Regions from separate parts of the Homo sapiens genome. Here region 2 is linked to region 1. Evidence: chromatin loops called from intact Hi-C (ENCODE). Cell type or tissue: upper lobe of right lung. All regions are shown on one strand. Links, peaks and the distances in the headings refer to the core of each region. The heading gives the core; the rest is flanking DNA. Region 1 has its middle 6.9 kb from the start of SBNO2. Region 2 overlaps SBNO2 (strawberry notch homolog 2).

Region 1 (5,363 bases), core at 278-5,277:
GCAGGGGCCTGCCTGGGAAGGGCCAAGGTGTCTGTGTCCTAGGCTGCTCCAGCATCCGGCTTCTTCGTGGCCTGGGGACCCCCTCAGGGTGTGTCTGTTCTCTGTAGTGGCCCTGGCACCTGCAAGTGGGGCCTGGCCCTGGGTGGCACTGAGAAATTCATCTCGGATGAATACATGGCCCCAACCTGCCCTCCCCACCTTGCAGCCCCATCCAACGATCCAACGCCCCTGCCCTGCCCCCGGCCCTTTGCTCTGGCCCCAGCCCTGGCAGAGCAATCTCCTCTGGTGCCCTACTTCTGCCCGTGGCTCCCCACCGCCCCGGGGACAAAGCCACAGGACCTGGCATTTGAGGCCTCTGCCTTGTCGTCCTTAGATGTGGGCCCAGGGGGTGCAGAGTACCGGTTTGGGGGCATCCTGGGGGCCGTCTCCCCTCCCTCGCATTTTCTGTAGCTCAATCCTGGCTCATAATGAGCACCTGATAGGAAGTTCAGGCCGGGTGCAGCGGCTCACACCTGTCATCTCAGCACTTTGGGAGACCGAGGTGGGAAGCTCACTTGAAGCCAGGAGTTCAAGATTAGCCTGGGTAACCCAGTGAGACCTCTTCACTACAAACAAGGTTTATTTATTTATTTATTGTTTGTTTGTTTGTTTGTTTGTCGAGACGGAGTCTCGCTCTTTCGCCCAGACTGGAGTGCAGTGGTGCGATCCCGGCTCACCGCAACCTCCGCCTCCTGGGTTCAAGCGATTCTCCTGCATCAGCCTCCCGAGTAGCTGGGATTATGGGTGCGTGCCACCATGCCTGGCTAATTTTGTTTTTGTTTTTTTTTTTTAGTAGAGAAAGGGTTTCACCACGTTGGTGAGGCTGGTCTCGAACTCCTGATCTCAGGTGACTCACCCGCCTTGGTCTCCCAAAGTGCTGGGATTACAGGCATGAGCCATCGCGCCTGGCCAACAAAATTTAAAATTAACCAGGCATAGTGGTGCGCCTGTCATCCCAGCTACTCTGGAGGCTGAGGAGGGAGGATTGCTCCAGGCAAGGAGTTCAAGGGTTCTGTGAGCCGAGATCACACCACTGCACTCCAGCCTGGGCGACAGAGCAAAACCCTGTCTCAAAATAGAAAAAAAAAAGAAAGAAAGAAAAAAGAAGTTCAAAGTTTGGCTCTTTTTTTTTTGAGACAGAATCTTGCTCTCTCTGTCACCCAGGGTGGAGTGCAGTGGTGCGATCTCGGCTCACTGCAACCTCCGCCTCCCTGCTTCAAGCAATTCCCTTGCCTCAGCCTGCCGAGTAGCTGGGATTATAGGCGCCCGCCACCACCCCCAGCTAATTTTTTTGTATATTCAGTAGAGACGGGGTTTCACCGTGTTGGCAGGTTGGTCTCAAACTCCTGACCTCAGGCAGTCCACCTGCCTTGGCCTCCCAAAGTGCTGGGATGACAGGCGTGAGCCACTGCACCCGGCCAAGTTTGGCTCCTTTCTTCATCCTCGGGGCAGTTGAGCCTCCTCCGGCCTCAGTCTGACTACCAGATGAGCCTTCTGATCTGAAATTCGGTCCCTGTGCCTCACCCCATCCAGTACACCGCTAGCCCCACCATGACTGTACCACTCCGTTGCTCCAGAACCCTCAATGGTTCCCTAGTGCCCCCAGAATACAGGCCACGTCTAGCTTCCAGGCCCTCCAGGGTCCCCTCTCTCTCTCCCAGTCCATCTATCCTCACACCCCAGGCCCCGCACACTCTCCCCTGAGTCTTTGTCCCCGCTGAGACTTTGCATGTGCAGTGCCTTCTCCCTGTTTATCCTCCCTGCACAGGGCGACCGGCAGATTGCTGATCTTCCTTCACCCAGCCTGCCCTGGGTGCCCCAACCTCAGGACACAGCCCTGACCCAGACTAGGCTGCTGCAGCCTGTACCCAGCCTGAGGTGCTATGTCAGGGGTGTCACTGGGCCCCTTCAACCCAGCTGTCCTAGCGTCAGTGCGGAGGTGAGAAAGCCTGTCCCATGTGGAATCTCAAACCCGTCAGACAGGTTTGTTGTTCCCTAAAGTTGTCTTGGCACAGAGGCTGCCCCGACCTGGCCTGGTAGGATCTCACTCTGGGCCTGGCCCTGGTCAAGCAGGTGGCTGCAGGGCCCGGGAACACGCCGGCCAGCACCGACCTGAGGACACCCTGGAGCAGGTGGCCCTGACCACAGGGAGGGTATGGTGCTGACACGTGAGGGCGGCCACGGGAGGGGGATGGTGGCAAAAGAAGGGACTGAGACAGAGATAGACAGAGATAGAGAAACAGAGACAGAGACAAAGAGAGAGCTAGAGAAACAGACAGAGGGATCCAGAGACAGAGACAGGGAGACAAAGACAGAGACAGAGAGACACGGAGACAGAGACAGACACAGAGAGAGACAAACAGAGAGACAGAGGGACACAGAGACAGAGACAGAGAGACAGAGACAAAGAGAGAGACAGAGAAACAGAGAGACAGGCCGGGAGCGGTGGCTCACGCCTGTAATCCCAGCACTTTGGGAGGCTGAGGCGGGCGGATCACGAGGTCAGGAGATCGAGACCATCCTGGCTAACACGGTGAAACCCCGTCCCTACTAAAAAATGCAAAAAAAAAAATTAGCCGGGCGTGGTGGCGGGCACCTGTACTCCCAGCTACTTGGGAGGCTGAGGCAGGAGAATGGCGTGAACCCGGGAGGCGGAGCTTGCAGTGAGCCGAGATCGCGCCATTGCACCCCAGCCTGGGGGACAGAGCGAGACTCTCTCAAAAAAAAAAAAAAAAAAAAAAAAAAGAAACAGACAGGGACACAGAGCCAGAGCCAGAGAAACAGAGACAGAGGGACACAGAGACACAGACAAAGAGACACAGAAAGAGACAGAAATAAACTGAGACACAGAGAGACAAAGAGAGCCAGAAACAGAGAGACGAAGACAGAGAGACAGAGAGACATGGAGACAGAGAGACAGACAGACAAGGAGACAGAGAAAGAGACAGAGAGAGACAGAGAGACAGATAGAGACAGAGACAGAGACAGACAGAGGGGTGACAGATGTAGCCTCCTGGGTCGGGCAGGCCCAGCTGCTGTGGAATCAGCTTTCCCTTCTGCACACCAGGAAGGGCCTGATTGGGAAAGAAAAGAGGAGAGAGGCAGGAGGGGAAGGGGCGGGTCCCAGGCCCGTCCGCTGGGGAAGTGGGTGGAGGAAGGAGAAGTGGTGAGGAGCCCGGCGCCCAGGAGGGCTGGCAGGGAGGAGGTGCCCCCTCTGCCTGGGAACACAGGGACTTTCCAGAATGTGGAGAAACAGGAAGTGGCTCCATCCCATCCCTGCCCCCGCATCGGGCCGCGCCGGGCCAGACCCACCTGCCTGCCTCACCTGCCCAGGTCTGAGGCTCTGTGCGGGAGCCGCCCGTCACCACCACGCACCTCCCCCTCCCTGGGCACCTCCCTCGGCCCCCTGGACGGCAGAGTGGGCACAGTCCCAGGGTCCTTCTTGCCGCCCAGGAGAGACACTGAGGCCGGGAGGGGAATCCAGGCTGGCATCTCCCAGATGGGGAAACTGAGGCACAGCCCAAGAAGGTCCTTACAAACAACCTTCATGTTTGTCTGAAGTTTTCTGCAATTTGAAATAATTAAGACAGGCTGGACAGAGTGGCTCATGCCTGTAATCCTAGCATTTTGGGAGGCCGAGGCAGGTGGATTGCTTGAGGCCAGGAGTTTGAGACCAGGCTGGGCGACACAGTAAGACCCCATCTCTACAAAAAAAAGAAAGAAAGAGAGAGAGAAAGAAAGAGAGAGAGAGAGAAAGAAAGAAAGAAGGAAATAGAGAGAGAGAGAGAAAGAAAGAGAGAAAGAAAGAAAGAAAGAAAGAAAGAAAGAAAGAAAGAAAGAAAGAAAGAAAGAAAGAAAGAAATGGGCCAGGTGTGATGGCTCATGCCTGTAATCCCAGCACTTTGGGAGGCCAAGGTGGGAGGACTGCTTGAGCTCAGGAGTTCAAGACTAATCTGGGTAAAATGGTGAAACCCCGTCTCTATAAAAAGTAAAAAAATTGGCCAGGCATGGTGGTGCATACCTGTAGTCCCAGCTACTTAGGAGGCTGACTGGGGAGGATTGCTTGAGCGCAGCAGGCAGAGGCTGCAGTGGGCTGTGACTATACCACTGCACTCCAGCCTGGGCGACAGGGTGATTCCCAGTCTCAAACAACAACAAAGCCTGGGCGCAGTGGCTCACGCCTGTAATCCTGGCACTTTGGGAGGCTGAGGCAGGTGGATCACGAGGTCAGGAGTTCAAGACCAGCCTGGCCAGGATGGTGGAACCCCGTCTCTACTAAAAATACAAAAAATTAGCCGGGTGTGGCGGCGGGTGCCTGTAGTCCCAGCTACTCGGGAGGCTGAGGCAGAGAATTACTTGAACCCGGGAGGTGGAGGTTGCAGTGAGCCAAGATCGCGCCACTGCACTCCAGCCTTCTTGTCAACGGAGCGAGACTCCGTCTCAAAAACAACAAGAACAACAACAGCAGCAGCAACAAAAAGTACTCGTCACGTACCTACAGTTGAATTTTAACTGGGTGTCTTGTGTTTGATCTGGCAACCCCACTTCCACAATTCTCTCGAAGGGGCTGGGAAGACATTTAGGAGGACCTGTATGGGATGGGGAAGAGGGAGGGTTTAGGGAGGAGAGTGTTGACGTCAAACACAGCCCCACCAGAAAACCTCCACAAATGTACAACTCTGTCCCCCAGGAGAGCTCTCCACCCTTCACATGGCACCGAGGACCTGGGCCTGGGCCAGAGCTGGAAGCCTGAGAGCTCTCTGCGGGGTGGGACTACTGGGGGACGGGGCTATCCACACCTCTGACCAGTTGAGCGTCTCCCCTGGGGGGCGGCTTCCAAAGTCTGAGCCAGGAGAGCTGGTGCCGGCCAGGGCCCTCACCCCATCTCTGCCCATCTGTGGCGTCAAAAATGCCTCCTCTCTTGAACTCCAACTGCAGCATTCATCCTTATTATTTTCTCATTGAACATCCACTTCAGTGACGCCATGGACTGGGCCGAGGAAAATCAAGAATTTCCCTAGGGTGGCTCAAGCCTGGAATCCCAGCAATATGGGAGGCCAAGGCAGGCGGATCACGAGGTCAAGAGCTCGAGACCATCCTGGTCAACATGGTGAAACCCTGCCTCTACTGAAAATACAAAAATTAGCCGGGCATGGTGGCACGTGCCTGTAATCCCAGCTACTTGGGAGGCTGAGGCAAGATAATCACTTGGACCCAAGAGGCAGGGGTTGCACTAAGTTGAGCTCATGCCCCTGCACTCCAGCCTGGGTGAAAGGGCCAGACTTCGTCTCAAAAAAAAAAAAAAAAAGAATTTCATTTGGAAA
Region 2 (5,363 bases), core at 312-5,311, 57 kb after region 1:
GCACCCCGCAGCCATGGTGGGCGGCTCAGGCTTGGTCCCTCTGGCACAAGGGCCCAGCAGAGCATTTCACCCAGCCCGGGGCCCGTGCCCTCCCAGCTAGCTCCCAGGTCCTCAGCAGGGCGTGAGGAAAGAAGCCAGGGCCTGACCGGCCTGCTGTGGCCGGCACGAGGGCATCTGAAACCCAATGCCCGCCAGCCCCACCGGGAATGGTGACTCAGCCTTCCAGGAACCTGCGTGGCGTCTGTTTTTTTGTGTTTTGTTAACTTAAAAAAAAAAGGAGAGGGCAACTGAGTATAGGTTTCTAACCTTCCTGTGCCACGCTTCCACTTTCTTTAAAAACCCTCAGGAGTGTTCCTAGTGTTAGAAAATGCAGAAGCTGTGGACTCAGTTCATTAGCATCACTAGCCTGGTGGCTCCCACACACTGCCGAGAACCCGGCCCGGGCTCAGGCAGGCTTGGGCGGAAACCTCACCCGTCTCAGGACGTTGGAGTTCAAGGGGGGGACCGGGTCTAGAAGAGATGCTCTTATTTATTTATTTACTTATTTATTTTGAGACGGGATCTCACTCTGTCGCCCAGGCTGGAGTGTGGTGGCGCAACCTCAGCCCATTTCAGCCTCGACCTTCTGGGTTAAAGCGATCCTCCTGCCTCAGCCTCTCGAGTAGCTGGGTCCATAGACACACGACACCACGCCTGGCTAATTTTTGTATTTTTTGTAGAGATAGGATTTTATCATGTTGTCCAGGCTGGTCTGGAACCCTGGCCCCAAAAGATCTCGCCCGTTCTGCCTCTGCCTCCCACAGGCCTGAGCCACGCACCCGGCGGGATTCTCCCCTTTCCAATTCTTCACACTTTTTTTTTTCTTTTTTTAAGACAGAGTCTCTCGCTCTTGTCGCCCAGGCTGGAGTGCAGTGGTGCGATCTCAGCTCACTGCACCCTCCACCTCCCAGGTTCAAGAGATTCTCCTGCCTCCTCAGCCTCCCTAGTAGCTGAGATTACAGGCATGTACCATCGTGCCTGGCTAATTTTGTATTTTTAGTAGAGATGGGGTTTATCCATTTTGGTCAGGCTGGTCTTGAACTCCCAACCTCAGGTGATCCACCTATCTTGGCCTCCCGAAGTGCTGGGATTACAGGCGTGAGCCACCATGCCCGGCCCACGCTCACTTTTTTTTTTTTTTTTTTTTTGAGATGGAGTCTCGCCCTGTCACCCAGGCTGGAGTACAATGGCGTGATCTCAGCTCACTGCAACCTCTGCCTCCTGGGTTTAAGCGATTCTCCTGCCTCAGCCTCCTGATCAGCTGAGATTACAGGCGCCCACCACCACACCTGGCTAATTTTTTTTTTTTTGTATCTTTAGTAGAGACGGGGTTTCAGCATGCTGGCCAGGCTGGTCTCGAAATCCTGACCTCCACTCTGGGAGGCCTTGGCCTCCCAAAGTGCTGGGATTTACGGGTGTGAGCCACTGTACCCTGACCATGCTTACGTTTTTTATGGCTCGTATTACTGTTAGGATTTTTGCTTTTTAAGAGTGGATATATTCCAGAATCACACAGACCCTAGTTTGGACCCTACCATCCCCCAGCCATCCGTCCCGGGGTCCACACTGTCTCAGTGTTGGCGTCTGGACAGTGGGCATGACGACGGGCCACACCACCCCCCGACCCACCCGTTCACAGGCTTTACACGCCCAGTCAGTTCGGAGACCCCTGGGTGGGCCACAGACTCATCCAGAGGCCCAGCACACCTGTCTGCCAAGGCCTGGGGTCAGCTCCCCGAGGACAGTGTCACTGCCCACCCTGGTGAATCTGCATGAGGCTCCGGGCAGTCCTTCTCCCCAGGGTGGGGCCGCAGTGGGATGTGTTCTCTGGTCACTACAGTGGCAGGCATCCTTGCCCCATCTCTCACAGAGGAGGTGCTGCCCTCGAGGGGCCTCAGGGACTGCACCCACGGGGGTTCTTGGAGAGTGCAGGGCTGCCCTGGGCCACCCACCCTGTGTGCTGGGAGCCATCGGGTGAGGGACAAGGCCCAGGCCCGCCCGCCCCCACTGCCTCTGTCTCCTCTTCCCCCTCGACAGGGAGCTCCCAACCCCTTGTCTCCCAGGCCCCCGAGGGCCTCCTGCACTGCATGGGGCTGGCACACAGTGGGTCTCTCCTGTCAGACCCCTGTCCACAGCCTTCCTGGCAGCTCCCGCGGGACCAAGCTGTGTTGTCTGTCAGAACTAGCCGGGCACCTTCCTCCCGGGCACTCCAGGCAGGCACACTGGCCATCAGTGAGAAGGCAGCCAGGTGCTGGCCAGGAGGAGCGAGCCTTAGGCCCCAGGGAGGTGCCCACTGGGGAGGCTTGGGAGGCACCAGGGTCACCCTGAGAACAGCAGGAGAGCAAGACCCAGGGCCCTGGGGAGCGAGGATGGGGAGGCGAGGACGGGGCAGTGGGGAGCCTCCCTCTGGTGGCCAGGCTGCGAGGGCCCACCAGCTGTGACCTGTCCCGTCTGGCCCGGGCTGACATCCTGCTCCCCTTCCAGCTGTTCCAGCTCAGCAGGCCGTTTGCAGGCTTCGAGGACTTTCTGCCCTCCCACAGCACCCCGCTTCTCGTCAGCTACCAGGTGAGCTGGGCCCAGCCGAGAGCTCCCTCCCCTGCCCTCTCATGGGACCTAAGGAGAGGGCTCAGCACAGGCATCTCCATTGTGGGGAGCGCTTGGCTGGCCTAGAAGCTGGGAGTGCCCATTTTATAGCTGAGGAGATGGAGGCCCTGGGGGAGCACCTTGCTGCAGGGGCAGACAGAGCCGTCTCCCACCCCTGGGTCACTCAGCTGCCCATGGTCAGCCTGGCCCCTGCCCCTGGGGGAGCCCAGTGCCCGCGGCCGCTCAGGCCTGCAGTCTCCGCTGAGCTCCCGCCACGCACGCAGGAGCAGAGTGTGCAGAGCCAGCCAGAGGAGGAGGACGAGGCTGAGGAGGAGGAGGCGGAGGAGCTGGGGCACACAGAGACCTACGCCGACTACGTGCCGTCCAAGTGTGAGTGGCCCGGCTGCACCCAGCCCTGGGACAGGTTCAAACCCTTTTGTGGGACCGAGACCCTGCAGGTGACCACCGCCCGCACAGCCCACAGAGGGAATGTGAAGCTTCAGGGAGGGCCGGAGAGCCCGGGGACAGGTTCTACAATCCAGGCTTATACAAAACCGGGGTTCGCAGAGGGGAGAAGTGGAAAGGAACCTCAGAGGCACTGGGAGGATTTTTATGCATTTGCCCCTCCTGCAAGCCGCTGGCCACGCCCCCAACCAACCCAGCAGGCCGCGGCCACACCCCCGACCCGGCCAGCCCTGACCACTCCTCCACCCAGGCATTCCTGGCCACGCCCATGACCCGCCCAACGGGACCTGGCCACGCCCCCAAACTGCCCCGCCAGCTCTGGCCACGCCCCAGACCCGCCCAGCGTGCCATAACCGGCCCTGGTCACCCCTTGGCCATACCCTTTACCTTGCCCTCCGTCCTTGCTCCTCCAGCCAAGATCGGGAAGCAGCACCCAGACCGCGTGGTGGAGACCAGCACACTGTCCAGCGTCCCACCCCCAGACATCACCTACACCCTGGCCCTGCCCTCGGACAGCGGGGCCCTGTCTGCCCTGCAGCTAGAGGCCATCACCTACGCCTGCCAGGTGACCGCATGTCCCCAACCCAGCCCAGCCTGTGTCCGCGAGGCCCCTGGGGAGGGGCCGGGCCAGCACCCCCAGGCCCTGACGCCTGCTCTCCGGCAACAGCAACACGAGGTCCTGCTCCCCAGCGGGCAGCGCGCGGGCTTTCTCATCGGCGATGGGGCCGGCGTGGGCAAAGGCCGGACGGTGGCCGGAGTCATCCTGGAGAACCACCTGCGCGGCCGGAAGAAAGCATTGTGGTGAGGCCCTGCCTGGGGCAGGGGGCGGGAGCGGGGGTGGGGGGCGGAAGCGGGGGGCGAGGGGGAAGGGTGGGCGCGCCTGACGCCCCCACCCCGCAGGTTCAGCGTCTCCAACGACCTCAAGTACGATGCGGAGCGCGACCTGCGGGACATCGAAGCCACGGGCATCGCGGTGCACGCGCTCAGCAAGGTAGGGGCTGTGCTCGGCAAAGTAGGGGGCAAGGTGGGGACCGTGCCCTGCAAAGTGGGGGCTGCTCAGCTGGGTGGGCCAGCAGCCAGGGCAGGCTCTGCCCAGCACCCTTACAGATAGGGAGACCCAGGTCCAGAGCCTGCTGAGCCGGGGCCCCATTCCACACCTGTTCTGTGCATCCCCAGATCAAGTACGGTGACACCACTACCTCAGAGGGCGTCCTCTTCGCCACCTACTCCGCCCTGATTGGGGAGAGCCAGGCCGGCGGCCAGCACCGCACTCGCCTCCGGCAGATCCTGGACTGGTGTGGGGAGGCCTTCGAGGGCGTCGTATCCTGCTGGGGGCAATCGGGAGGGGAGGGCTGGATTAGGGGGTCGGAGGGAAAAGGAGGATGGAGGAGTGGGAGAGGAGGGGTGGGAGTCAGGGGAGAGGAGGGCAGGATGGGAGAGGGTAGGAGCGGAGGGGTGGGGCTGGGGAAGGGCTGGAGGCCACTGGAGCTCACTACCCTGGATGTGGCCACCCAGCCCCCAGCTTTGCTCAGGGTTTAGGACTCCGGATAGAAGACTTTTCTGGTCCTGGGAGGCTGGCCCTGTGGGTACCACACAAGTGACCATCATCATTCACCACAGGGCTCCGGCTTGGTTTCTTGGTTCTGATAAGTGGGATGAGTGACCATAGATGTGGTCCTGATGTTTGCCATGATGCCGTGGGCAGAGGGTGGCCACTGAGCTGCTCCCCAAGTCAGGAAGGTGCCAACCCCAGCTGATAGTGTGGTGGGCACAGTTCACTCCCCAGCATCCCAGGGCTCTCGTCGGCAGGCTGCGGTTCGGAGGGGCTCCCCCACAGGAGACCCAGGACAGTTAGCAGCAAAGGCACGGCAGGGCACCCCTTGGCCAGGCTCAGCCCTGGTGCTCGGCCCTGCAGGGTGCACCTTGGGTGTTGGGGTGTTGGGAGCACAGGCTCAGATAAGGGAGGGACGTTGGCCTGCAGCATCCACTTCATGCACAGGACATGGCCATGGCTTTGCTGTTCAGTTAACGCCGAGACACAGAACATTCAGACTGGCCAGAAACAGAACGGGAGACTGCTGGTGTCTTCGCACCCGGCTGAACAATCTATGTGCAACAATCTACGAAATAGCGATAACCCTGAGATCATACCTCGCTGAGCTGCTACGTGGCGGCAGGGCCGGCCGTTTAATTTGTATTCTCCCAGTTTTCCTTCCTCAGACTGCTTTCCTGGAACTTGGCTTTCTTTCGTCTTAAAATATTAAGAACCTGGCCGG

The links. Peaks named below come from ENCODE experiments on the same cell type or tissue, not always from the same donor. Only the 100,000 strongest peaks of a DNase experiment are listed, where the experiment ranks them.
Region 2: a loop joins it to region 1, with 1.8 times the contacts of the local background. A loop is called at or near these places in 62 of 110 quality-filtered maps.

The regions. Positions count from the first base shown.
Region 1 is chr19:1,178,505-1,183,867 of GRCh38, reverse strand. No RefSeq gene overlaps it. Among named protein-coding and RNA genes, the nearest start is that of SBNO2, 6.9 kb to the right of the region's middle. RefSeq lists enhancers at 226-275, 3,383-3,898, 5,285-5,363. In upper lobe of right lung, for the core only: a CTCF peak has its summit at 3,275; DNase peaks (open chromatin) are centred at 2,117, 3,217 and 4,897; H3K4me3 peaks cover 819 bases; H3K27ac peaks cover 2,778 bases.
Region 2 is chr19:1,121,183-1,126,545 of GRCh38, reverse strand. SBNO2 (strawberry notch homolog 2) reads left to right here. Exons shown (of 32, transcript NM_014963.3): 6 at 2,524-2,604; 7 at 2,907-3,012; 8 at 3,501-3,652; 9 at 3,755-3,888; 10 at 3,988-4,078; 11 at 4,264-4,407. Among named protein-coding and RNA genes, the nearest start is that of GPX4, 20 kb to the right of the region's middle. RefSeq lists an enhancer at 3,704-4,207. In upper lobe of right lung, for the core only: no CTCF peak of the experiment used is centred there; DNase peaks (open chromatin) are centred at 2,507, 3,345, 3,702 and 4,247; H3K27ac peaks cover 479 bases.